Regions from separate parts of the Mus musculus genome. Here all the other regions are linked to region 2. A link is a loop called in an ENCODE intact Hi-C map of the cell type or tissue named here. Cell type or tissue: heart. All regions are shown on one strand.

The links. Hi-C counts contacts between places; a loop is a spot of excess contacts. Peaks named below come from ENCODE experiments on the same cell type or tissue, not always from the same donor. Only the 100,000 strongest peaks of a DNase experiment are listed, where the experiment ranks them.
Region 1: a loop joins it to region 2, with 3 times the contacts of the local background. A loop is called at or near these places in 2 of 42 quality-filtered maps.
Region 3: it touches region 2 in a loop (2.8-fold over the local background); 2 of 42 quality-filtered maps call a loop at or near these places.
Region 4: a loop joins it to region 2, with 5 times the contacts of the local background. A loop is called at or near these places in 2 of 42 quality-filtered maps.
Region 5: it touches region 2 in a loop (2.5-fold over the local background); 4 of 42 quality-filtered maps call a loop at or near these places.
Region 6: it touches region 2 in a loop (6-fold over the local background); 5 of 42 quality-filtered maps call a loop at or near these places.

What each region holds. Positions count from the first base shown.
Region 1 is chr6:117,604,915-117,608,914 of GRCm38, forward strand. No RefSeq gene overlaps it. Among named protein-coding and RNA genes, the nearest start is that of Gm9946, 47 kb to the left of the region's middle. In heart, no CTCF peak of the experiment used is centred here; a DNase peak (open chromatin) is centred at 2,257; H3K27ac peaks cover 1,002 bases; H3K27me3 peaks cover 1,607 bases.
Region 2 is chr6:117,170,253-117,174,252 of GRCm38, forward strand. Cxcl12 (chemokine (C-X-C motif) ligand 12) reads left to right here. Exons shown (of 3, transcript NM_021704.3): 2 at 1,230-1,347; 3 at 3,240-4,000. The coding sequence ends at 3,330. Among named protein-coding and RNA genes, the nearest start is that of Cxcl12, 3.7 kb to the left of the region's middle. In heart, a CTCF peak has its summit at 1,981; a DNase peak (open chromatin) is centred at 3,809; H3K4me3 peaks cover 1,188 bases; H3K27ac peaks cover 401 bases; H3K27me3 peaks cover 3,480 bases.
Region 3 is chr6:117,345,964-117,349,963 of GRCm38, forward strand. No RefSeq gene overlaps it. Among named protein-coding and RNA genes, the nearest start is that of 6820426E19Rik, 150 kb to the right of the region's middle. In heart, no CTCF peak of the experiment used is centred here; a DNase peak (open chromatin) is centred at 1,628.
Region 4 is chr6:117,351,240-117,355,239 of GRCm38, forward strand. No RefSeq gene overlaps it. Among named protein-coding and RNA genes, the nearest start is that of 6820426E19Rik, 140 kb to the right of the region's middle. In heart, no CTCF peak of the experiment used is centred here; a DNase peak (open chromatin) is centred at 2,032.
Region 5 is chr6:117,487,573-117,491,572 of GRCm38, forward strand. No RefSeq gene overlaps it. Among named protein-coding and RNA genes, the nearest start is that of 6820426E19Rik, 5.7 kb to the right of the region's middle. In heart, no CTCF peak of the experiment used is centred here; DNase peaks (open chromatin) are centred at 2,389 and 2,679; H3K27me3 peaks cover 656 bases.
Region 6 is chr6:117,550,709-117,554,708 of GRCm38, forward strand. No RefSeq gene overlaps it. Among named protein-coding and RNA genes, the nearest start is that of Gm9946, 7.0 kb to the right of the region's middle. In heart, a CTCF peak has its summit at 1,810; a DNase peak (open chromatin) is centred at 1,843; H3K27ac peaks cover 1,122 bases.

The sequences.
Region 1 (4,000 bases), 430 kb after region 2:
TCCAGTCTCCAGTGTATGGCTCAGACCAGATTTCTGTCTTGCATAGTACTATGTACCTCTGACTCAGAGTTCACCTCTAACCTGAGGTCCATTGTAGGCCAGGTTATACAATACTGGCCCACAACACCTGCTCTGGATTCCCAATGTGAGTCATACAGAAAGGGACTTGGCACTGCCCGACTGCTGAGTCAGAACAACTCTTCACCTTCCCCGTGCCCCTGCTATCTGTGGCTTCTGTTCCTCCCTCCATCCCTCTCTCCATTCCTCCCTCCTCTCTTCCTGTCTCCAGCATCTTAAAATTGCATTCCTGTATGTACAGTGCAAACTGACGAGGCCCTCTTTATCTGAAGCTGTGATCCTGACCCTCGGCTGTTGCTCTCATGATTCGAGAACATTTCCCAGTCAGGGCTGAGCCCACTGGAATGGGCTCCAGGCTGCATCCTGCTTTAAGGTTTCTTTCTACTGCAGCTAGCGAGGCTACACTGTCACCTACTTTGTAAGACTGCTGCTCTTCAATTATCCCTGATTCAGTCCCCCACAGACTTTGGGGGCCTGTGCATGGCTGTCACCCACTATCTCCATACGTTTATCATAAAAGAAGCTTCAACATCCATGTCAGTCACACTCAGGAGCCCACGACAGCCAGGGTCCTGGAAGAGGTGTCAGAAGGAGGTCTATGGGGCTAATTAACAATCTGTCACCTCCCTCTTCTGATGAGAACCACTGAGAGCTGATCTCAGCAGAACACAGGGATGTAACCCAGTCGCTCTAAGGATGCTCCCACAGTGGCCAGTAGGTCATCAGAACGTATTCATCTTAGAATGTTTCCTGTGGGAAGCTTTAGCTTAGCTAGAAGAGCGAGGAAGAGGAAAAGATGAATTGCAGGAGTTACTCAGCATGCTAAGGCACTGGGCTTTTTCCACCTCTCAACGTGCTGAATGTAATCCATTTCTCCAGACAAGCCATTCGTGGCTAAAAATAGGACCATGTCTCATGGGCATTTTTTTTTTACTTTATCTCCCTCTGCAACCATCACAGCACTAGGTCTGCCAGCCCTTGGTGCCCCATGCCTGGAAGCATGGTCTAATTTTCCTCTTCCCTGTGGCTCTCTGGTTCCTTGGAGTGGTTAAGTTTAAAAAGGGGCTGCTTACAAAGACTTATGAACAACTGAAGAGGTTCTCATGGCTCCACAGAGCTGCCTCAGAATGTACTTCTGTGTAAGACAGAAGGACAAACTCCATGGCCTGTGATGTCCTGGAGACTGTATCTAAGAAAGGGGAGTAAGGAACAAAGGATCCCTATCCAAGGTTAGAAACAAGCAAAACGTGTACAGGACGGAAACCCTTGGAGCCATGCTATAACATCACACAGCCTGCAAAGGCAGAACCGGATACCACACAGCCTATCCGCATCCAAACCCTGACCCCATCTATACTGCTCCTCTGCCTCTCTGGGTCCATCATGTTCTGTTGAGAGCACTTCACGCCCAAGATCTGATGGAAGGTGATGGAAGCAAGCCAGCTGGGGGGAAGATGACACCGTTGCTGTGTAAACACCAGCTCTACACCACCCAGACAAGGTACAGCCCTAGCCACATGAGGCAAGCTGACATCAACATATAAACATCATCTGTGTACTAGTTGGACCCTGGAACAAACAATAGGGTGCCATAGGCATCCAGTCATCAGTGCAAGAATGGAAAGATAAGGTCAAAGCCGACCCTCAAGGGTGCACATAGTAAGGAGCATGATGAACCTGGCCTACAATCGTACACAAGTGCTAAGGAAAAGCATGAGATCTATGGTCCTCTCTGGCTCTGCAGGCTCTGAATCAAGTTGCAGGTAGAGCATTGATGCTATTATCATAGTTCTTAGTGTTAGAGACTTACAAGTCGAACATTAGAAATATATGCCAGTCCATCCAAGCACACTGTATTAAAAAGTACGTGTCAGGAGCCTGAGGATGACGATGGGGGGTATCAGAATGAGCCAGGTTTTCAGAGGAAGGCCTCCCTACATACTGGTTACATCACACCTGTGAGTGGAAATGAGCAGCCTGGCCTTGTTGGACAGTAACAAGGGCTTCTCAGACAATCAGAGAGCAAGTGTCTTATCTGATACATAGGCAGCCAGGCCTCGGCAACAGAGGCAAGTTGCTTCAGGAGTCTAGGAGGTGTTGATCTGTGTGACACTGAGTAGTCCCATGGGTAGGAACACCCTTCTACCCAGCCCTGGCTTATCTCCAAGTCTCCAGCTTTTTAAAGCCGAAACAATGACAATTCTGACCCTTGTTGTTTCCTAAGAACACTTATGGGACAAAGTCAGTGCCGCAGTAAACAGCTTGGGAGCCAAAAGTCTCTGGCTCCAGCGAGCATGTCAGGAATGATTCATCTGATGAGAATTCTCTTTCTAAAGAGAGAAAGTCGGGTTAAACAAGGCCCTGCACACAGTGGCCTTCCTGTAGCAAACAAATCCCAACCAGATCCATCAGACCAGGTGAGGGCATGCTCACCCACCAAGCCCACCTACGGCTGATGTGTCTGTGAGCTCAGACTTACAAATGAGAAGAGAAAGATGATAATGAAGAAAATGGAGGAGGAGGAGGAGGAGAAGGAGGAAGGTGGAGGGGAGGAGGAAAGAGGAGAGTGATGAGGAGCAAGATGAGGAGGTGGTGGAGAAGGAGAAGGAAGAAGATGAAGAGGAGGAGAAGGAGGAGGAAGAAGATGAAGAGGAGGAGGAAGGAAGAGAGTGGTAAGGAGGAGGAGGTGGAGGGGGCAGAAGAGGAAGAGGAGGAGGTGATGATGGTGGCAACAGTAATGATAATTATGATAGAAGTGCATTTATCAAAAAATGTTCACAGCCTTGCCTATAGTCTAATGGTGGCATTCTCTCAATTTTGGTTCCTTCTTCCCAAATTACTCCATCTTGTGTCAAGTTGACAAAACTAACCCACACACCAACACTGTCTCAGAAGAGCAATAGGTCAATGGCATCTAGTTCTCCATAGGGCAGAGTAAGGAGAAGGGATGCCTTCAGGGGATGGGGAATCACATGGGCCCAGGAGGAAGCAATAGAAAAGCCATTGCCTGAAGGAGAGCCTGGTGCTGGGAAGCAGAATCTAGAGAACAGAATTATGGCCACCAAGATTTGGGCAACAATTAGAGCTGTGCCTTGGTATTCGTGGGTGACTAATTCCAGGACCCCCTTACAGGTGCCAAAAATCTAAAGACTATGGCTTTTCATAAGTGTCCCCCAGAAAGTGCATATTATGAAGGTTTAGTCCGCATCATATTGTGACCAAGCAGGACCTACTAAAGGGAATTAGGTCACTGGAGTTGTGCCCTTAAAGGTGGTATTTGAACCCTAAGTCAATCTCTCTCTTCTCCTCCCCTCCTCTCTCTCTCTCTCTCCCTCTCTCCCTCTGTATTTGCCATGAGGTGAACAATTTTCTTCCTCCACATGCTACTACTATCATATGCTGCTTGCCACAGGATTAAAACAACCAATTACAGCATGAAGTTGAAACTTCCGAATCCATGAGCCAAAATAAACCTTTCTTCCTAAGTTTCTTACCTCAGATATTTTGTTACAGTGATGGAAAGCTGACTGACACACTGAGAAGAAATCTCATATAAAATAAGGCTCTGTCTGTATATAGCCTGCACACATTCTCATATGCTCTAACTCATCTCTAAATGGCTTACAGTGCCTAAAACAATGCAAATGTTAGATAACGTTTTACTATAATGTAATTTATTAAGAGAATAGCAATAAGGAAGAAAGTCTATCTCTGTTGTGTATAGATAGTATAGACAGCATTTTTTTTTTCATTGATTTTGATCAGAATGTGATTGAATGCACAGATGCTGAACCCATGGATATTAGGACCTGATGTGAAAGTTTCTGATTTCTTTAAAAACTCACTTGTGTCACGTGATGTTTTTCTGGATGCTGTCTTATAAGAGGGCATCTGATGCTTTGCTGAAAACAGACACTTGAGA
Region 2 (4,000 bases):
TGGATCAGACCTGTTCTCTAGGCAGGACCCCATTGTGCTGCCCGAATGAACTTTTTTACCTCCTAGTGCCTGTGTGCCCTCTGATCTTACACAGCCCTCAAGTTGCAGCACGGCTAACCTTGCTGTGGTTCCTGTCTTTTCCCATCAGCTACTCCAACTCAGAAGCTAGATAGTAGACACCGGAGGCTTCTTTGGTTAAACCCAGAGCAGCAGGCTTGCCAGGCTTGTTAGATTGAATGGACCCCTGGTTCCCTAAGCCAAGCTCTCTAGATTCCCAAGTCCAGGGTGGCAGCAGAGCTGGATTAGACTTTGGTCTGTACCTGAAGTCTGGTTTTCCTATGCTTTAGAGTCTAAAGACACTACCCTTCCTGGGGCATGCATCCCTTAGCTAAATAATGCTTGCAGAAGAAGATAATCCCATCATATATTTAATTCGGTCCACTTCTCCAGCTGCTTCCCAAAGGCAGTGAACTTCAGAATACCCAGAAGTCTCCTGGAACTCTAAATAAGCAAACTTAAAATCCTGGGGCTAACTATTCTCAGTCATACTTTTAAACTTTGGTGAAAAGACCCATAAATTGAAACATTTGGGGATGCTCAGTAGAGCTAGGATAAAACCCTGTTGTTGGGGGAGCAGCTACAAATCCAGCAGTCCTCAGGGTTTGCAATTCTAGACTTAAAGGGTGGTTCTTAAGGGGGGGTTCTAAAGGAGCCCCTTGCTAATTTACACTAATGAGTGTCAATTATAGCATTTTGCAAATTGGTGAATTGGCAAACAAAGCTGGTAATAGGATCCAGGAGGCCTAGGCATCCAGGTAGTGACCATAAAAGCCACGGTTGACCCCAGCTTTTGGGAAAAGCTGGATAGAAGGTAAATCCGGGTCCTCCCCTCTGGATTCTTTTGTGATTTCCAGGGCTTAGGATAGGGTGAGTGGGAGGAGGGAAAACTGCAGGTGGTAGAAGTGAAGCCCCCCACCTCCAGGCCTGCACCAGAGGGCCACAAGGGAGCCCAGAACTCTGCCACCCCACTTCTCCTGGGTCCTTTTGTCCTTTAGAGGCTGAGCCCAGTCAGATCTCACTGTGATCCCTGGCCGAGGGGATGGTCTTTGCAAGAAACTTTCTGTAACCATTCCTGCTGATGTTCCTGAGTCTTCCCCACAAGAGCCACCAAACCCCCTGCACCAGGCAGATAATGACTGGCCCCACTTTTCTCTCTACACCTCCTCTAGGTAAACCAGTCAGCCTGAGCTACCGATGCCCCTGCCGGTTCTTCGAGAGCCACATCGCCAGAGCCAACGTCAAGCATCTGAAAATCCTCAACACTCCAAACTGTGCCCTTCAGATTGTGTAAGTCCTAGCCGCCATCCCCCAAAGAGGAGCATGGTATAGAAGCCTCGGACTTGGCATAACTAGGGGCAGCTGTTACCACCACCACCACGGGGACACTGATATGCCATCAGACATGGGTTTCAAAGGATACTTTTGTTCCCCAGAGCCCTGATGTCCTCAGTGTTTCTCACTCTTGCTTTCCAAGCTGTTTCTTGCAGCACAGTGGGCCGCCTCTCTACAGAAAAAGCCATGGACTTGATGGAGGTCAGCCCTCAGCTGACAGTTGGGTCTGTCTTGTCAGTTTCAAGGTTCTGGTGTCCAAAGTTAATCCTTTCTCACATAGAAAAAAAAATTACAAGACCCGGATGGCACGGGGGGGGGGGGGGTTCAGTTTTACTCACTTGCACTCACTTGCTCAGAGGTCATTTTTGTTTTAGAGTTTTAGAGTTTGCTGGAGTGTGATGGTAGCTGCCAGTATTTGATTTAAATTTACCTGGGAAATAAGAAAAGCCCAAAAAAGGTATAAATGATGTGAATATCTCACTCAGAGTCTGGTAGACTTGGCAGAGATGTGTCCTGTGCTAGTCTGTCCTGCTCACTGCCCCCCAGCAGGGGTTCCCATCCTCGGGAGACTCAACACTAACAACAGTATAAGGATGCAGCAGCTGGAGCAATGCTAGCCTGACGGCTTTGTCACCCAACGGTGACTGCTTCAGACTTTCTGTGCTCATCAGCCTTCCTCTCCAGCCTCCGCTGCTGTGTTATGTACAGTAGGCTTTAGAGACCTAGATGATGAATATTATTTTTGCTGTTTTGATTAAAATACAATACTCTCCCGAGAAAGGGATTTTAAAGATGATGAGTTTACGTTTGAATAGGCTGTGCTGGTGCACTGTCCCGGGAAGGGCCCTTGAACTTAGAGGGTCAAATACAACTATTGATTCTGGGTGATCACTAAGTTAATAAATGGCAGGATCCAGACTGACACCCCTGATCCCTGTTGAAGTTACATCCCTCTGAACGACTGGTCAACTGCAGGGCAGCCTGCTTGAAGAGGGTTACCTGTCCCTAGGACACTGAACAGGCATTTGTTTTTCCTAGAAGACAGTTCACCAGCTGGAGAGGAGTCGTCTCCCGTAGTTTCTGTTTGGTTGCTTTTGGTTTTTGTTTGGTTTTGGTTTTTTAATTATCTGGCATCCAGGACTTGATGGAAAATAACCAGAGCTAAGCTCACCGGTTCATCTGCCCATTAGGAAGTTCTAGGGATGGGAGAAAGAACACGGCGTCAATTAACAAATCCACAAAGCTAAGACCTTGAAGCATTCTGTGAACTTGTAAACGCGCTCAGGCAACCATTGGACAATTTGTCTAGACTGCTCCTTGCCCACCTGAACTGCCCTGTTCCTCCCCTTCTGGACTCCTGCCGTCTTCCTCCAGAGCTACCTTTAAGGTTGTCCCATGTACTATCAAGGTGCTCTGTCAAAAGTTCTTAGGCTGCTTCTGGCACTCTCCAGAATTTTCCAAGACCTCCCCCCCACCATGATATCAGTCATCCGCGCCTTCTGGGTGGTTCTTCCTCCACACCCTTTGGGCACTTTGACTCCTGTGGGATATTCGTCCTTCCTTTTCCTTTAGCTTTCCTCACTTGCCAAGCTCCAACTTGGCCAGAAGCTCAAATGCCTCCACTGTGGTCTCTTCTCTGTGTCCCCTGGGAGACATCCTTAGCACGTCCCTAACTCTGCGGTGGTGGTCCCAACACGATTCAAGTGCTATGTCTTCCAAAACTGAAGCTTCCGGGAGCAGCAGCTGGGCCCTGCAGTGAGGACCTTTAGCTGGGTGTGTTGGGTGAGCCCACAGGATCGCTTTCTCCCGCTTGGCTGTACAGCGTCTCTCCCCTTGTGTTTTGGCAGTGCACGGCTGAAGAACAACAACAGACAAGTGTGCATTGACCCGAAATTAAAGTGGATCCAAGAGTACCTGGAGAAAGCTTTAAACAAGTAAGCACAACAGCCCAAAGGACTTTCCAGTAGACCCCCGAGGAAGGCTGACATCCGTGGGAGATGCAAGGGCAGTGGTGGGGAGGAGGGCCTGAACCCTGGCCAGGATGGCCGGCGGGACAGCACTGACTGGGGTCATGCTAAGGTTTGCCAGCATAAAGACACTCCGCCATAGCATATGGTACGATATTGCAGCTTATATTCATCCCTGCCCTCGCCCGTGCACAATGGAGCTTTTATAACTGGGGTTTTTCTAAGGAATTGTATTACCCTAACCAGTTAGCTTCATCCCCATTCTCCTCATCCTCATCTTCATTTTAAAAAGCAGTGATTACTTCAAGGGCTGTATTCAGTTTGCTTTGGAGCTTCTCTTTGCCCTGGGGCCTCTGGGCACAGTTATAGACGGTGGCTTTGCAGGGAGCCCTAGAGAGAAACCTTCCACCAGAGCAGAGTCCGAGGAACGCTGCAGGGCTTGTCCTGCAGGGGGCGCTCCTCGACAGATGCCTTGTCCTGAGTCAACACAAGATCCGGCAGAGGGAGGCTCCTTTATCCAGTTCAGTGCCAGGGTCGGGAAGCTTCCTTTAGAAGTGATCCCTGAAGCTGTGCTCAGAGACCCTTTCCTAGCCGTTCCTGCTCTCTGCTTGCCTCCAAACGCATGCTTCATCTGACTTCCG
Region 3 (4,000 bases), 180 kb after region 2:
TTGCAGACAGGAGCCTAGCATAGCAGCCTTCTAAGAGGCTTTACCCAGCAGCTGACTGAGACAGATACAGCTACTCACAGACAAACATTGGACAGAGGTCAGGGACTCCTAAGGAAGAGTTAGGATTGAAGACCCACAAGGAGATGGCGACCCCACTGAAAGATCAATAGCGTCAACTAACCTGGACCCCTTGGGGCTCCCAGAGACTGAGCTACCAACCAAAGAGTATTCATTGGCTGGTCTGAGACGCCAGGCACACATGTAGCCGAGGGCTGCCATGAGTGGCCTCAGTGGGAGAGGATGCACCTAATCCTGCAGAGACTTGGTGCACCAGGGTGTTAGGATACCAAGGAGGGGGTGCTCTCTCAGAGGCAAAGGGGAGAGGAGATAGGGGGAGAAACTCTGTGAGGGGAGAGTGGGAGGGAGCAGCATTTGAGATGTAATTAATTATTTAATTAATTAAAGAAACGGTATGCACATTTTGGTGGGTAGGAAAGTGGGGGATAAATATGAGGAGAGGGTGAATGTGATGAAAATATATTGAACAAAAATCTTGAAGAACTAATAAATGAAGAAAAAAGAATTTAGAAGTCTCAACACTAGAAAAAAATGCTTATAAAGATATTGGTACTTGAGCCCAAAAGATGGTCTTCCCTTACAAATATTCAATGTGTATTTGAACAAGTCTCCTGCTACTATTAGATGCAGGATCCTATGAAATTCTACCCATCATTCTGTTCTTCATGTTGCTCAAATATCCTTAGTGATATTTTTTCTTTTCTTTTACTTACTACTGAATTACAGTGTCGGAAAACTAAAATGTTATTCATAATTATTTTAGTTTAATTTGTTGTTATTGTTTCTTTTTTATTCGTGAGTCAAGGTCTGGTCATATAGACTTGGCTGACCTGAAGCTTATAGTCTAACCATCTTGGCCTTCTGAATGCTGGAATTATCAGTGTGTGCCACCATGCCAATTGGAGAACTTGGTCTACTGATGGTAATATCTCATTATAAATGATCAATTCTATTATTATTTTATGCCTATCCTGGGAAAATTGTGAAGAAAACAAGATCCTAAAATCCTCTACTCATGGAAAACTATGTCAAAATTGACTTTTTCAGGTATCTAAGATGCCTAGAACTCAATAAAAAGAGATCTTTCAAAGCATTTTAATTTTCTCTTCCCAATCTTCACTAACTACGGAAACCAGAAGCCACAGATCTGTGGGAAATACAGAAAATGTCATGGAGCTTCTATGATATAACAGATGAGGATGGTTCTGGATGCCCCAAATACCTTGTCATTCCTACCTCACCTATCTGATAGCTCCATGAAACAATTTCATTAAAGAGTTTATTTTTATTTGACCAAATTTAAGACTTTCTCAATGAATAGAATCCTGTCTCCAGGCATTTGTGAAAAAAAAAATCATTTCAATTGTTTAACATCCTGGCTACTTGAACAATAGTTGGGCAAAAGCAAGGCTAGCCAAAATATTTCAAAGGAAAACTTGGAGAATGGGATGCCCATAAGTGGCTTTGAAAAGCTCTGACATATTTCTGGGAATCTGAAGGCTTTGTGTATGGGCTCGGTACACACCCAGGAGAGACCTGAAAAGAACCCAACTTCTCAACTTTGGCTACTGTTGAGAGGAAATCATTAAATGAGGCCCAAGGGACAGTTATCAGGAGCAGGGACACTGAAGACATATCCTAACATAGCTTGACAAGAGTGGAAGCCTTATTTCTTCAAGACATTTAAGGAAATCTGTCTAATCTCCAGCTACCCAAAGGTTAGCTAGATTTTAGTCACTAACAAACAGCAAACAGTATCAACAACAGGAAATTTACAGAATAAGATTCAATCTGATTTACATAGTTGCCATGTCATAATAACTCAAGTTAGCTAAGTTCAGTGGCAGGCCTAATTAGCTTTGCTTGTCAATTTGATCCAGCCTAGAGTCATCTGAAAGGAAAGTCTCAAGTGAGAAATTATATAGATAAGATTGGCCTGTGGGGGATTATCGTAATTGTTATTTGAACTCAATGTGCCCAGTTCACTGTGGGTAGCATCATCCCCTGGGCAGATGTCTTGAGCTATATAAGAATGATAGAGCAAAGTGTGAGCTAGCCAGCAAGTCAGCAAGTGCTGTTCCTCCATGGTTTCCTATTCTTCTGTTCTTGCCCCAGCTTCCCTTGATGATGAACTGTAACCTGTAAGACAATGGTTCTCAACCTGTGGGTCAGAAACCCTTTGGAGGTCACACATCAGATATACTGCATATCATATATTTACATTCTGATTCATAACAGTGGCAGAATTGTAGTCATGAAGTAGCCACAAAATAATTTTATGGTTGGGGTCACCACAACATGTGGAGCTCTATTAAAGGATCACAGCACTGGGAAGGTTGAGAGTCACTGCTGTGAGCCAAGATAAACCTGTCTTTCCTCTAAGTTGCTTTTAGTCAAAATGTTTTTTATCACAGCAGCAGAAGGCAACTGTTACAAAGGCTTTAACTTCATTCATATTTTGTGCCACTATCAACCATCATCTACCAAATTTTCAAGTGTTCTCTTTTTTCCAAACTAAAACTAATTCAACATCTTATTTGTAATTCTCAGCTTCTAAAAATTGATTCAATAAAATATAGCAAAATAAAATGCAAGAGGGATTAAATGATATAATTAAAAGTGTTTTGACACAAAAGAAGATTCTAAAGAAGGAAGAGATGTGTATGCGTCACACCAGTCACCTAGATGCTACCATGAAAGACATATTTTAAGTTCAATAATAACATAAAGCTTGAAAGTAAAGCTTCCGGAACAGTTTTTTTGGGGGGGGTATTCTTTTTTTAATTAGGTATTTTCCTCATTTACATTTCCAATGCTATCCCAAAAGTCCCCCATACCCCTCCCCTACTCCCCTACCCACCCACTCCCACTTTTTGGCCCTGGCGTTCCCCTGTACTGGGGCATATAAAGTTTGCAAGTCCAATGGGCCTCTCTTTCCAGTGATGGCCAACTAGGCCATCTTTTGTTACATATGCAGCTAGAGTCAAGAGCTCCGGGGTACTGGTTAGTTCATAATGTTGTTCCACCTATAGGGTTGCAGATCCCTTTAGCTCCTTGGGTTCTTTCTCTAGCTCCTCCATTGAGGGCCATGTGATCCATCCAATAGCTGACTGTGAGCATCCACTTTTGTGTTTGCTAGGCCCCGGCATAGTCTCACAAGAGACAGCTATATCTGGGTCCTTTCAGCAAAATCTTGCTAGTGTGTGCAATGGTGTCAGAGTTTGGAAGCTGATTATGGGATGGATCCCCAGATATGGCAGTCTCTAGATGGTCCATCCTTTCATCACAGCTCCAAACTTTGTCTCTGTATTGTAAGCTTAGTAACTGAAGAACAACTAGAACATCTGTCTAATAATCTGTTCACCCTAAGACAAAAATTAATAATGAAAAATACTCTATGATAAATGTGATTTATGAAAAATATTCACTATAAAGAAATAAAAACATAAACATTCATGCACCTAACATCATAGCTTTAAAATACTTGAAGAAAACCTATAGGAGCTGAAAGGAGAAATAGATAGTTCAATATAACAACTCACAGGACTAAAGCCTCCCTTTACAGCAACTAGGGCAACAGGGAAAAAGATGACTGCAGAGCACAGTAAGCAACTCAGTCACACCAGACACTGTGCTCATCTATTTCATCCAACAGTGGTAGGATGTACATCTTTCTCAAGTGTACCTGAAAGATAGTAGAATTTACAAGATGCCATAAAAAGCCCTGCTAGCTGCTAATGTATGAAATCAGACAAATAGACTCTCTAATGAGGATGAAATAAAATTAGTAATCAATAATGAAAAGAAATTTGAGAAATTCATAGTAATGTGGTAATTAAATAATACTGCTCAAATAACTCACAGATTAAAGAAAGAACCTAGGAGGCATTATAAAATATATTAAGATGAATTCAAATGGAAA
Region 4 (4,000 bases), 180 kb after region 2:
TGAAGAAATTAAGAAATTGAATGACACTTTAGCAATGAATGGAAATGAAAATATAGCACGTCAAAACTTATGTGATACAATGATAGCTACAAGAGCTGACATCAAAAAGTCTGATAGAACTCAAATAGGTAATTAAATGATGTATTTTAGGATCTTGGAAAAATAAGAACAAGCCAAATCTAAATGAGTAGATAAGAAGAAATAATCAAGATCAGAAAGAAATTAATGATGCAGAGATAAAAAATAAGAGAAGCAATTAATGAAATAAAGACTTTGTTATTTGAAAATATAAACAAGATCAACAAACCCTTAGGTCAACAAAACCAATGAGAGAAGATCCAAATTATTAACATCAGAGATGAAAAGAGAAACATTACCACAGATACCAAGACCATTCAGAAGATTATAAAGACATACTCAAAAACGTATACTCCACTAAATTGACACATATCAAAGAAATGGAAGAATTTCTACTTGAATATGACTTCCAAAATTAAACCAAGATAAAATATTAATTTTAAATAAATATGTATAAAACAATGAGATTAGAACAGTTATAAGAAGTCTCCCAACTGGGAAAGCAAGTTCAGACCCAAATGAATTCACTATTGAATTCTACTTCTCAAACTATTCTGTGAAATAGCAAAGGAAGGAACACTGTCAAACCTTTTTGACAAAGCCAGTATTATCCTGACAGGAGAACAAGACAAAGACCCAATGGAAAAAGAAACACACAGACAAAAGTTCTCCAAATATTTGCAAACCAAATGTTTAAGAAAACCTCAAGGAGGTGATTCACTATGGTCAAGCTGGCCACATTCCAGAGATGCAGAGATGGTTCACCATGTGCAAATCATTAAATGTAATAGGTGATGTAGGTGGACTCAGGGACAGAAATGTAGGCTATTTTAAGAGATGCAGAGAAGGCTTCTGATGAAATCCAACATCTCTTCATTATGAAAGCCCCAAAGGGACTGGAAACAGAAGGAACGAATCTGAATGCAGCCAACCTCTATCTAACAGCTTAATACAGGAGGGGGTTGGGAGAGCATTTCCTCTCAAGCCAACAGAAATTGAACGGTGTCCACTTTCTCCATTCTCCACCAGTGTTGTGCTTGAACTGTAGCTAGAGAAGTAATGTATCATTTCCTGAGTCTTCTTGGAAAGTCTTTACCTGTACTATCTCTTGAAGCACACTCTCTACTTTTTGCTCGGGCAGTTTCAAAGTTTCAGATCTTGGGTTAAGGATCTCGAACCACCTGGAGTTGCTTTGTTCATGTTTGTGTCTACATAGATTCTCTGGGATGTAGGAGACAGTATGTGACAGGCATCAGGTTGCCAGTGACCAAAGATGGAATATGTCATCTTTACTCTTCATGGGAGCTTGGTCTTCACATTGCATTTTGGGCATCAGATGGTCACTTCAATTTTTTGTTTTAAGTCATCAGATATATGTTACAAATATGACAAAGAGTATTCTACGTGTGCATGGTTTTGCACTTCCTGTAGTTCTTGTTTCTTCCTTCATCTTTATCTTTGTGTGTGAAAACATGCCAGTCAGTCTGTGCAGATATGTTGTTAGCAACATATTCTCTTAGTTTTTTTTCTATCCGGGGACGTTTTATTTGCTCCTTATTTTTGAAGATTGATCTCTAATTTGTCAATTCTCTGTTTCAAGCTGGAGAAAGGGTCTCCCTTGTGAATCAGAGAGGCATCCTAAGTAGGCCATCTGTGGTAGCCTCGGGCTAGCTTTGTCCTCTTCTGGTTTCAATATCTATTGGTCAAGGAAGTCTAGAGATGGATGGAAAAAGGACAGGCTGATGATTTCCAGTAGAGACCATATTATTCATCTTGTCGGTAATGCTATATTTGCCTTTCCTCCCACCCCCATACTTAGAGGATCTCCATTGACCTGGAAGAGAATGAACATCTGTGAGGCAAGAACACCTCCTCTCTTGGAAGACTGGGACAGAGGGCCTTGGGCAGAGCTGCTCTTCCTGGCCCAGTCCCTAGCCAGCTCACCTTTTACCTACCATCTGTCAGAGTCTTCAAGCAGTCGGTCCTGGGCTATGGCCAATGATTATAGTTGAGCCCTGCAGAGAGAAACAGGAAACTAAAAGCTAAGTCATCTCATCCAGAACAGACATCTGCCCTTGGCTGCCTTTAAAAGTCAGGTTTTTAAAATTGTTTTGTGGTTGCGTTATGGGTTTCTTCTCCCACCAATCTCTCCTTTCATTCCCTCACCACTGTGTCAATTAAGAGATTTTCTGGGATTACTTGACTTTTAAAAGTTAGTGCTAATATATATTATATATAATACATAATATATGACATATAATAAATACAATATATATAATAATTATATAATAAATTATACAATTATGTAATAATATATACAATTATATAATAAATATAGTATATAATAATATATATAAGATTGTTTTATATGTTTAGATAGATAGATAGACATCTTTAGGGCTTAAATGTTCTAAATATAGATGCTTTAAATACATTAGACTATTTTCCAAATCATTATTGGTCATAATGATCCTGTAAGTTTCTTGCGTGGGCTTGTAAACTATGGCATAGATGTCAAACCACAGCATAGAATTACTGCAGTCCCAGCCCAATGGCATTGTAGAACTTCTATATCACCCCTGGTAACAGGAGGAATTCCAAGAATATAAATGCTTACAACAGTCTCACACTCAATTGCTTGTCTGCTGCCTTGTCCCCGACTCTGGCATGAATACAGGGCAAGTGACCTTGAAGACAAACAACAGAGTCAGTGTCATCTTCTTTCAGAGGCTATTGGTAATTTTACTCAGATGAATTTTAAAGGAGAGGATAACAGAAAAGGTCCTGGGTGCACCACTCTGTGGTGACTATCCTAAAGGGTGGTACACATGATGACCTATTAGTAGGGGATTCTACCTGGCATTTAAGTTTTTTTTTAATTTATTACTTTATGTGTATAGGTATTTTGCCTACATGTGTGTCTGTGTACGATGTGTGTGAAATTCTTCAAGAATGCCAGAAGAGGGCGTTGAGTCTCCTGGGACTGAAGTTACAGATGTAACTTCCTATGGTGAGCCACCATATGGATTCTGAGGATCAAAGCCTGCTTCTCCAGAAGAGTAAGTACTCTAACCTCTGAGCCATCTCTTTATCCCCAACCTCATGTTTTTTAAAGGAAAAATTCATACTAATATTTAATGTATCTACATAATATCTTTTGTGATGGTTATTTTTGGCTGCCAACTTGACTGAATCTGGAGTTAACTAAAGCCCAGGCTGCAGGGCCCTCCCATGAAGGATTTTTTTTTCACATTATTGGAAGCAGGAAGACAAACTCTCCATCTGGGTGGCACCTTCTGGTGGCAGCCCAGATAAAATGGCGTGGAAGAAGGGAAACTTGCTCTTTGCCTGCTGCCCTCGCCCTTGCTGGCAAGTCCATCTGTCCCGCTGCTCCTGCCTTCCTTCACTGACATTAGAGACTACTTCTTTGGGATTCCAACCCAGACTGAAGACCACAGCTCTCAAGGAGCCCTCCAGTCCTCCAGCACCAGATTGGGACTGCAGAGACAGTCAGCCTCATAGACAGAACAACTACTGCATTCTTGGTCTTTCTAGTGTGAGACAGCCATTACTGGACTACTGGAACAGTATCCTGTAAGCCAATCCCACCCACCTCTCCATATATTCATATACATCATATATGTATGCATATACATATACAATTGGTTCTGTTCCTATAGAGAACCCTGTAAAGTGTAAAATACTCAATTGCATATCGCATGCTGCTTATGAGACTTTGTAGGAAGTTCTGAGAGGAACAATTACAATTTTCAACACCTCGCATCCTCTCTGCGTTGCCTCATGTTGACCTTAATGCATGTGGTGGGAGCATTGAATAGATCGTGAATCTAAGAGAATCATTCTCATGCAAATATAGATGAATACACACAAAGTTTTTTATTTGGTATAATTTAATATAGTA
Region 5 (4,000 bases), 320 kb after region 2:
TCTGCGGAGTCTCTAGAACCCTCCCTAAACAACTGTTCAAGGAGGGGTGTGTGTGTGTGTGTGTGCGCACGCGCGTGTGTCTCGCTATGGGTTTTCAAACATCCTTAGTGTTATCCCCCCCCCACTCTCCTCTCCCTCCCTATTACCCCAACCTGTCCCCTCCTTCCTCCACAGCACCTGTGTCCTGTCCTTCTCTATAGAGTGCCTTCTCCCACCTTCCAGGACAGCTCCTTTCTACTTCCCTGGACCATGTATGTTTTTTCAAGTTATCTTCTTTGGAGCTAGGATCAAATAAACAAACAAACAAAAAACAAAAACAACAAACAACAAAGAAACAAACAAAAAACTAGAGAGCATGCGGCATTGTTTGTTCTTTTGGCACTGGGTTACCTTCTCTGATACAATATTTTCCAGTGACACCCATTTACCTGCAAATTTCATGATTCTCATTGTTTTACAGCCTAATAGAATTCCACCATATATACGTAACACATTTTTACTATCCATCCCTCAACTGAAGAACATCTAGTTAACTCCCTCTGTCTCATGCACTTCCTTCAGTAGAGGTCTTGCTACTTGGCTGCTGGCTACTTGGTGTGGATTTCTTTAGTGGATGCCTCTGCTTTTTTCTCTGGCCTTTGGGATGTTGGGGGTGACTTCAGAGTAGTTTTGATTTGCTGGGCTAGATTTCATCGCACTTCTTCCTGTTCTTTGATGCTTCCCTCACAGAAGGCCACTCAATGGGAACATGTACCCCAAGAGTTTTAAGGATGCCTAGCACGGCTTCCTGTGTGCATTAGCACCCGGTTGGCCTTGTTGTGCTGCAATATGCCTTCCATCCAGATGGCTTGATTTTGCAATGGTCTCTTCCTTTCCAGGGGATGAGTCTTTGGGTCTGTTGGAGACATAGTTTTACTTGACCTCTTCTCTCTCTTAATGCATTCTTTTGTTTGTATCCGTTTAAAGTGTACCATTTATTTAAATACATGCATGATGTTGTGCTGGCAACATAACCAATTTTGCTCCTGGCCTAGTCTCTGGACTCTACTGTTCCACCCTAGTCTCAATAAATTTGACTATTCTAGCTGCAGCAGAGCAATGGGCTGACAGACCTTCTGGGACTGATTTATTCCCAACAGCATAATGCCTTGTTGAACTGTGTATCAGGATTCCTTTGTTTTTAAGAACAAGCATTTATGAACCACCTTTTGGCTTAACTCTTCACGGGTTATAGACTCTTGGGTTGGTCTTACTCTATGGCTGTTGTTAGCAATGCTACTATGAATATGGGTATCAAGTTCTCCTAACATGTTCACTTCTAACTACTTGGGACAAATCCAGTGGAAGTGCTAGATAGTGTGGTGACTCTGTGCTTCATTTTTGTGGAACTGCCATACTGTCCACCTATGATGGTTGCTTCATTTCCATCAGCAAGACATAAGGACTCTGGCTTCATCATATCCTCCTGGTCACATGTCATTTTTGTTCTGTTCTGTCCCCAACCCCCATAGTAACCACCATAATGGGAAGGTATTTGGTCTTCATGACTGGAGTTTTCTTTGGAGCCCCCACTGCCACCCCTCCTTGTCTACAGGCTGCCTTTTGTCCTAAGAAACCTATTTCTGCATCCTGTTATACACCTACCCGCATGCAGAGGATCTGGGATTCCCCATAGATGTTCCGTCAGGACTGCTGAATGACATGTGTCATCTCACTGAAATCTGGCTGGCTGAGTCCAGTGGTTTTCCTTGGGACCTGCTTGCCCTACCATGAGGGGCTCCTTGGCCAAGGTCCCAGCCCCTCCTGGGCCCAGCATGTTTTTGATGGCTCTTTGCACAGACAGCTTGGCCAGGAAAAAGCAATCCAAGTGCATGTACTTCGCTGCTGGGGATATAACATCATGACGGCAGGAGAAATGTTAAAAACCATAAATGAATGAATTGGAAAACAAATGAGTTGGAGAGCACTGGCTAGAGAATCATCCAAAATGATACTTCAAAGTGTATGGTGTAGTGTGTGTGTGTGTGTGTGTGTGTGTGTGTGTGTGTGTGTGTGTGTGTATTCCATATGGCCTGAAGAGTCGAATGCAGAAGTCAATCAATAAGAACAACCTAGGTAAGAAAATGAACATGCATCAACTCCAGCATGAGCATGGGCTTTATAAGACTTTGGCAAAAAAAAAAAAAAATTCTCAGAAGGTTCTCTCTCTGAAGACCCTGGCAATTGTCTAGGAAAGATCCTGATAACCCCTTGAGAAGTTAGGGGGTCCTTCGGGGAAGGTGGAGCATTGCAAGGCTGCCTGGCCCAAAGCTGGAGACCTTTTGGCAAGGCAAACTCCTGTTCCACTAAGGACTGGGACAAAGATCAGGCCCAGAGGAAGGAATCTGAGGTTTGGGTGGGGCTGGGGAACGTATCCTGGGGAACTGATTTGAGTTTAGTAAAAACTAAAAACCAAAACATTAACTCTAAGCAAAAATAAAAATACATAATAAAGCCAGGTCTTGTTTGCAGCAAATGTGACCAGGGTTGGCTGCCATTATCTCCACTACTCTTGCTGAAAAGTGCCAGGGCTCCAAAAGGAAACTGGTCAAGGACATTGTACCACTCAGTACTGGACCAGATGAGGCAGGAAATGGGAGATGGGAGGCCAGAGCATCTCTGGCCCATTACCAGCAGAGACCAAGCAGGTTTCTCTGCACAAATGTCCTCAGAGACTCTGCCCCTGGCCTTTCTCTCACTCTGTGCTCAGGCCCACTTCCTCAGCACCCAGGAAGCTCTGAGTAATCCATAAGGCCGCTGTCCAGGACTGAAGGGTGAGAACTATACTGAATTTAGAACAGAACGTGGTAGAGTGAAGGCAGAAGGGGTCAACTCTGTGTACCAAAAATCACCCAAACCTACTATGTCCAGTAAGCCCAGGGTGCAGGCAGACAGAATTCACATGCAGCTCTGCAGGGACTTCTGGGCTGAAGTGATTCTTTGGAGTTGACTGGCATTGTGCCAGAGCTTTTATACCACATTTCAACCTGTCACTGGGTCAAGGTCACTTTGGGACAGATGCAGTATCTTAAAGGAGGGAGCAGGTCAGACAAGAACAACCAGTTTATGAAGAATCCAAGCACAGTAGTTCTTCCGTGGCCCTGAAGACCACATCCAAAATCTACACACTCTTGGCTGATAAACATGCTTTCCTCACACAACACAAGAGACTTTATAAGTGGTTATCCTGGGCTGCATCAGTGAGGCTGGCAGTGGCCCCCTGAGTGAAAGAGGATGCTGGGGAAGGGCAGAAAGAGATCTGAAGGTCAGACACCTGATGGCCCCCAGAAGTAGAAGAAGGGTCATGCATCAAGGATGCAGGGATTCTCAGGAGCTGGAGAGGATGAGAACATGTCCCCTTGAAACTTCCTAAGGAAGCAACCCCCCTTCCAATGCTCTGACTTCAGCCCATTGAGGCCTGTTTTGGTCCTCTGACCTACCAAACTGAAAGCTAATTGCGTTAAACCACTACATCTGGCTTTCTTAAATTTGTTAAAGCAAACAGAAAAATGCACATTTAATTATTTGCTAGTTTATCCCTTCATTGGACTAGAAAGGACACAGGACAAGCATCCTTCTCCCTACATGTGCTCGCATGTGGGTTTCCACCAGCCCCCAGCACTGGAGAAATCCGTAAGTAGTCCAACATGCATGATTAGCATCAGCTGCTCCGAAGCCTGAAGCCTGCAGTGGGGCTGCTGTTGGGACACGTGGCTGGCGCACAGAGATTGCTTTGTGGGATCCACTGGGTTTGGTGGCAGCTTCACTAATGCCCAGAGTCCCCTTTGGTTGCTAGCTTGACCCCTGACTCACCAGACTCCCTTCTCCAACAGGATGGTCAAACCCCTTGACAGGAGCAGCTTCCGCAAGCTGGAAACAGACAATTCTGTTTCAGGCAAATTGGATCCATTCTATTATTAAAGAGAAAGGGATGCAGGCTCTACCCCAGCAGGAGGCTGTA
Region 6 (4,000 bases), 380 kb after region 2:
GTGGACCATGGATCCTGCACACCTGTCCAGGTGTCAGGTCCCAAGAGGCCGGCCTCAGCACAGAAGACGGGAGCCGACAGACTGGAGCCGGAAAATGCCCTCATCACCTCAGCAAGATTCAGTCCCTAGAAAGACTCCCAGGCTGAAGGTTGAAAGTTTCCCACCTAGGATCGTGTCGTGATTCAGAGGAAGCGGTTTTTGTGTTTCTGAAAGAGGACTGAACAGATCAGGCCCTTCCCTGAGTTCTGTGGGAGGGACTTATCTATTTGCCACTCACGGTACCAGAAACGCCTCATCCATGGGCCAGGACATGTTTCCCAATGGCCCAGGGCATGTCTCACAACGGCCCAGGGAGGGTCTAGCAATGAATGGCCCAGGGCTGGTCTAGCAGTGGCACAGGGCTTACTACCCTGGACTGGAGGGAGCCGGATCAACTTCTGCTGGCGCTGCTCCAGGGAGCCCGCCCTGGCCCTTCCTGACCATCAGTCACTTTGCTTCAGCCACACCATGTTCTTGCATGCTGCCTCTACTGGACACGGGTCTCCCATACATACTTTTCTCATGGAATGTATGTGTGGACTTGAACTTTAGACTCTTCCACACATACATTCCATACTCTTGGAAGCAGCGCCTTTTCCCCTTTACTCAGTTTACCATGTTGAAGTTTATGTCCACTCCTGACTCTGTCATTTCACATATAGCTTCATATTTTAAGTGGCCCTGCAGCCACTGTAGGACCTTTTGCCCCCATGCTTCCTGGTTGAAGTCAATCGATGACAGATAAATATGCCAGTGGTTCCAGTCAACCTTTTGATTAACATATGATAGACTGTAAGTTCAACAACAGAGCTCCATGGACATCCACTAGACACAATCTTAACTGAGAAAGCCCGCACTTGGCCTTCTTACATCAATTGTCTTCTGGATAGCTGTAGGTAAACCAAAAATCCAGTAAGCAGGTCAGAGCCTTCAGTGTTTCAGAGCACTCAACCCACCAGCTTCGACCTTCATTTGAGTGTTTTTATCCACCGTGTTGGAGTCCCTGCTTTCTCATCCTTAGGCTTCCAACTCACTGCCCAGGCTAGCCCTCATTGGTGAGCTGCCCAGGCTAGCCCTCACTGATGAGCTGAAGTGTGGCACCAGCACTCGGCTCAGCCTGTGAGCCCAGATCCCTAGAGCCTTGGCCTGTCACCAGAAGGTACAGCTTCCAGAAGCAGCCATCTTTGTTATTATTATTGGGTTTTTTCTTTTCAGCTTGCTATAAGGTGCACACCATGTCTTACAGATTTCATCTGGAAATTTTTTGAAAAAAAATCTGTCTCTCTCTCTCTCTCTCTCTCTCTCTCTCTCTCTTGTGTGTGTGGGGGGGTGAGAGGGTGTAAGGGTGTGTTTGGGGGTTGGGGGCATGATGTGAGTGTGTGTGTGTGTGAGTGTGTGTGTGTGGTATGGGTGGTGTGTATGTGAGTGTGTGCATGCATGCTCGCCTATAGGCACATACCTATAGGCACACACAGGGGCCAGGCCAGGGCATTGGATGTCCCACTCTATTACTTTCTGCCTTATTCTTTCAGGCAGCATCTCTCTGTGAACCCAGAGCTCATATTAATTAGATATTCTGGCCACCAGCAATCCCATGCTGTGTATGTGTGGTTAAATGTGTGAAGCCAGAGAAAGGCTTGAATTCCCTCACAAACCCGGGCTCCTCCCATCCTTCTTTTCATGGCTAATTTAGTTAAGTGTTTAAACAATGTAAACCTGGCAGCTCCCGTCTATTGAAGCTGAGATGGAGCACAGCTGCCGCCCAGCCCCAGCCCTGCAGTGCAGCCTGGGCTGCAGCACCCATCAGCTTTCCTGAAATAGCAAGGCTTGCTTCCTTCCAGGCTTCCCCTGGAATAACCCGGGGAGGAGGCTGCGTTTCCTCTGCCCAGGCCACTCTATTCATTACCACTCAGGGAGTCCATATTTGGAGAAAAAAGTTTCACTGCTGTGTGGAATGAAATCATATGGTTGCAAATAGCCAATATGAATTTAAATCAAACAGAGCTAACAATGAGATTGTGTGCATATGTCAATCCAGACAAGCCTCTCCAGGGGAGAGGCAGGGCAGAGGTGAAGGTCACTCTCAATAGCAGGTGACAAGTGGGGCTCGAACAACTGCAGGTACCTTTGGTCCTCAGTCTTCCTGGTCAGACTCAACTAAGTAGATGAGGACAGGCCAGCTCCCTTAAGACACAGTCCCAGTAATTGTCAAGATGCTACATGGGCAGCTTACAAAGCAGTCTATCTTTACATTTTCCACGTATCAAAAAGGGGCTGGGGACCACATCGTGCAGGTCACATTTTGAGTGCACCTCACTCCTGAAATCATATTCTAAGCTTGCTGCTAAGCCAAGTCGATTTTTATTTCATAGGTGTGCACCCCATACGTTGCATTAAAAAAAAAAGCACTCTAGAAAAAGCTAAATCTAATTGACAACACACTGCATGTTGGGTGTTTACGTTCCCTTGAGCTAGCTCCTTTGTGGCTGTGAGACATCACTTTGCAAAGGTCTCACTGCTGAGTACCAGCACCTGCCTAGATGACAAGGGTGTGTTTGCAAGACTGTTTAGGACTTACAATGAAGATCCCTTCGTCTAAACAGGGGCCTTTGAGAGTGGCACACACACACACACACACACACACACACACACACACACACACACCATGGCAGCAGCATTCAGAAACACATCCACATGCCTGGAACCCAAGAGGGAGTGAGAATCTATGGAAACCAATGCTCTGCTCAAACTGGAGACGCTACTTATTGGCGACACTAACTCCATTTGATTGCATCAGTGCTGGGGAACCCCATGGCTACGGAAGAACGGGTGTATAGGGGTTGAGTTGCACTCGTGACTAGTCCCCGGCTTCTCTGCTTCTCTTTTGAGTGCATGCTGACAGCCTCATATCGTGTGACATGCTCATCACAGACTCCATTAATATCCTATGACAATAGCCCTCACCCAAGGACCTTGCAAAAGCACTGGCTGGTCTTTGTGAGCCAAAGCTGGGCACTGGTGGGAGTGTAGTTACTCGGGGGAATTCATGTCCTGAGGACATGGCTCCGTGAGGATGTGGCTCCGTGAGGATGTGGCTCCATGAGGATGTAGAGAAGCTGTGTATTCCCCATCCGGGCTATACAAGTGGCTGATGCTGTTTGAACCTACTATTTCTGTCCACCTGATCTGTCACCCTCACTATAGTATCAGTCCTTTCTCATGTTTTCTAAACTCTGATTAACTACACTCAATTCTTTATACTCACCAGTGAAGAATGCAAAGTTACAGTGCCATTGGTGATCCTTTTGTTAGCTAAATAAATTAACATGGTTACTATATTGACTAAGTCAACCATGAGTCCCATTCTGTCCCCTGTTCAGGGCCCGGCTGTTGCTCTCCTAGTATTTGAATTCACCCACTGTATCTTTTCCTATTGCCTTATCTTAGTATTTTTGGATTGACTAGGCACACTAATGCAATTATTAGATTTTTTTAACCTAATATAAATTCTCTGATTCAAGATGAAAATTCATCATAATCATTTTCGTAACAGGATTCATATACTTGGTTTTATTTCTGCTATTTTATTTTCCTTTCTAATAGACCTTTTCATATGCCAGGTTTTTTTTTCATTCTGACTTTTCCTTTGTGATTTTGAAAATTATATCTACTTTTTTTATTCTTTTATTAATGATGCTTAATGGATATGCATTCAAATCCATTTCATCTAATTCTTATTATCAAAATAAAGTGATGTCAATTGACCGTTTTCTCTAAATTATAAAGAATATTCTGTGCTGCCTTGTTCTCTGGCCACTTAATCCTCAGTTTTTGCTGGTGGTGGTATTTGAAGTACAGTTATTATTATTAATTTAATGATTTTAAAGCATGAGATCAGTTTCAAAAATTTAGGCATTTTATTATGTTTTAATATAATATTGAGAATTAATTTTGTTTCATG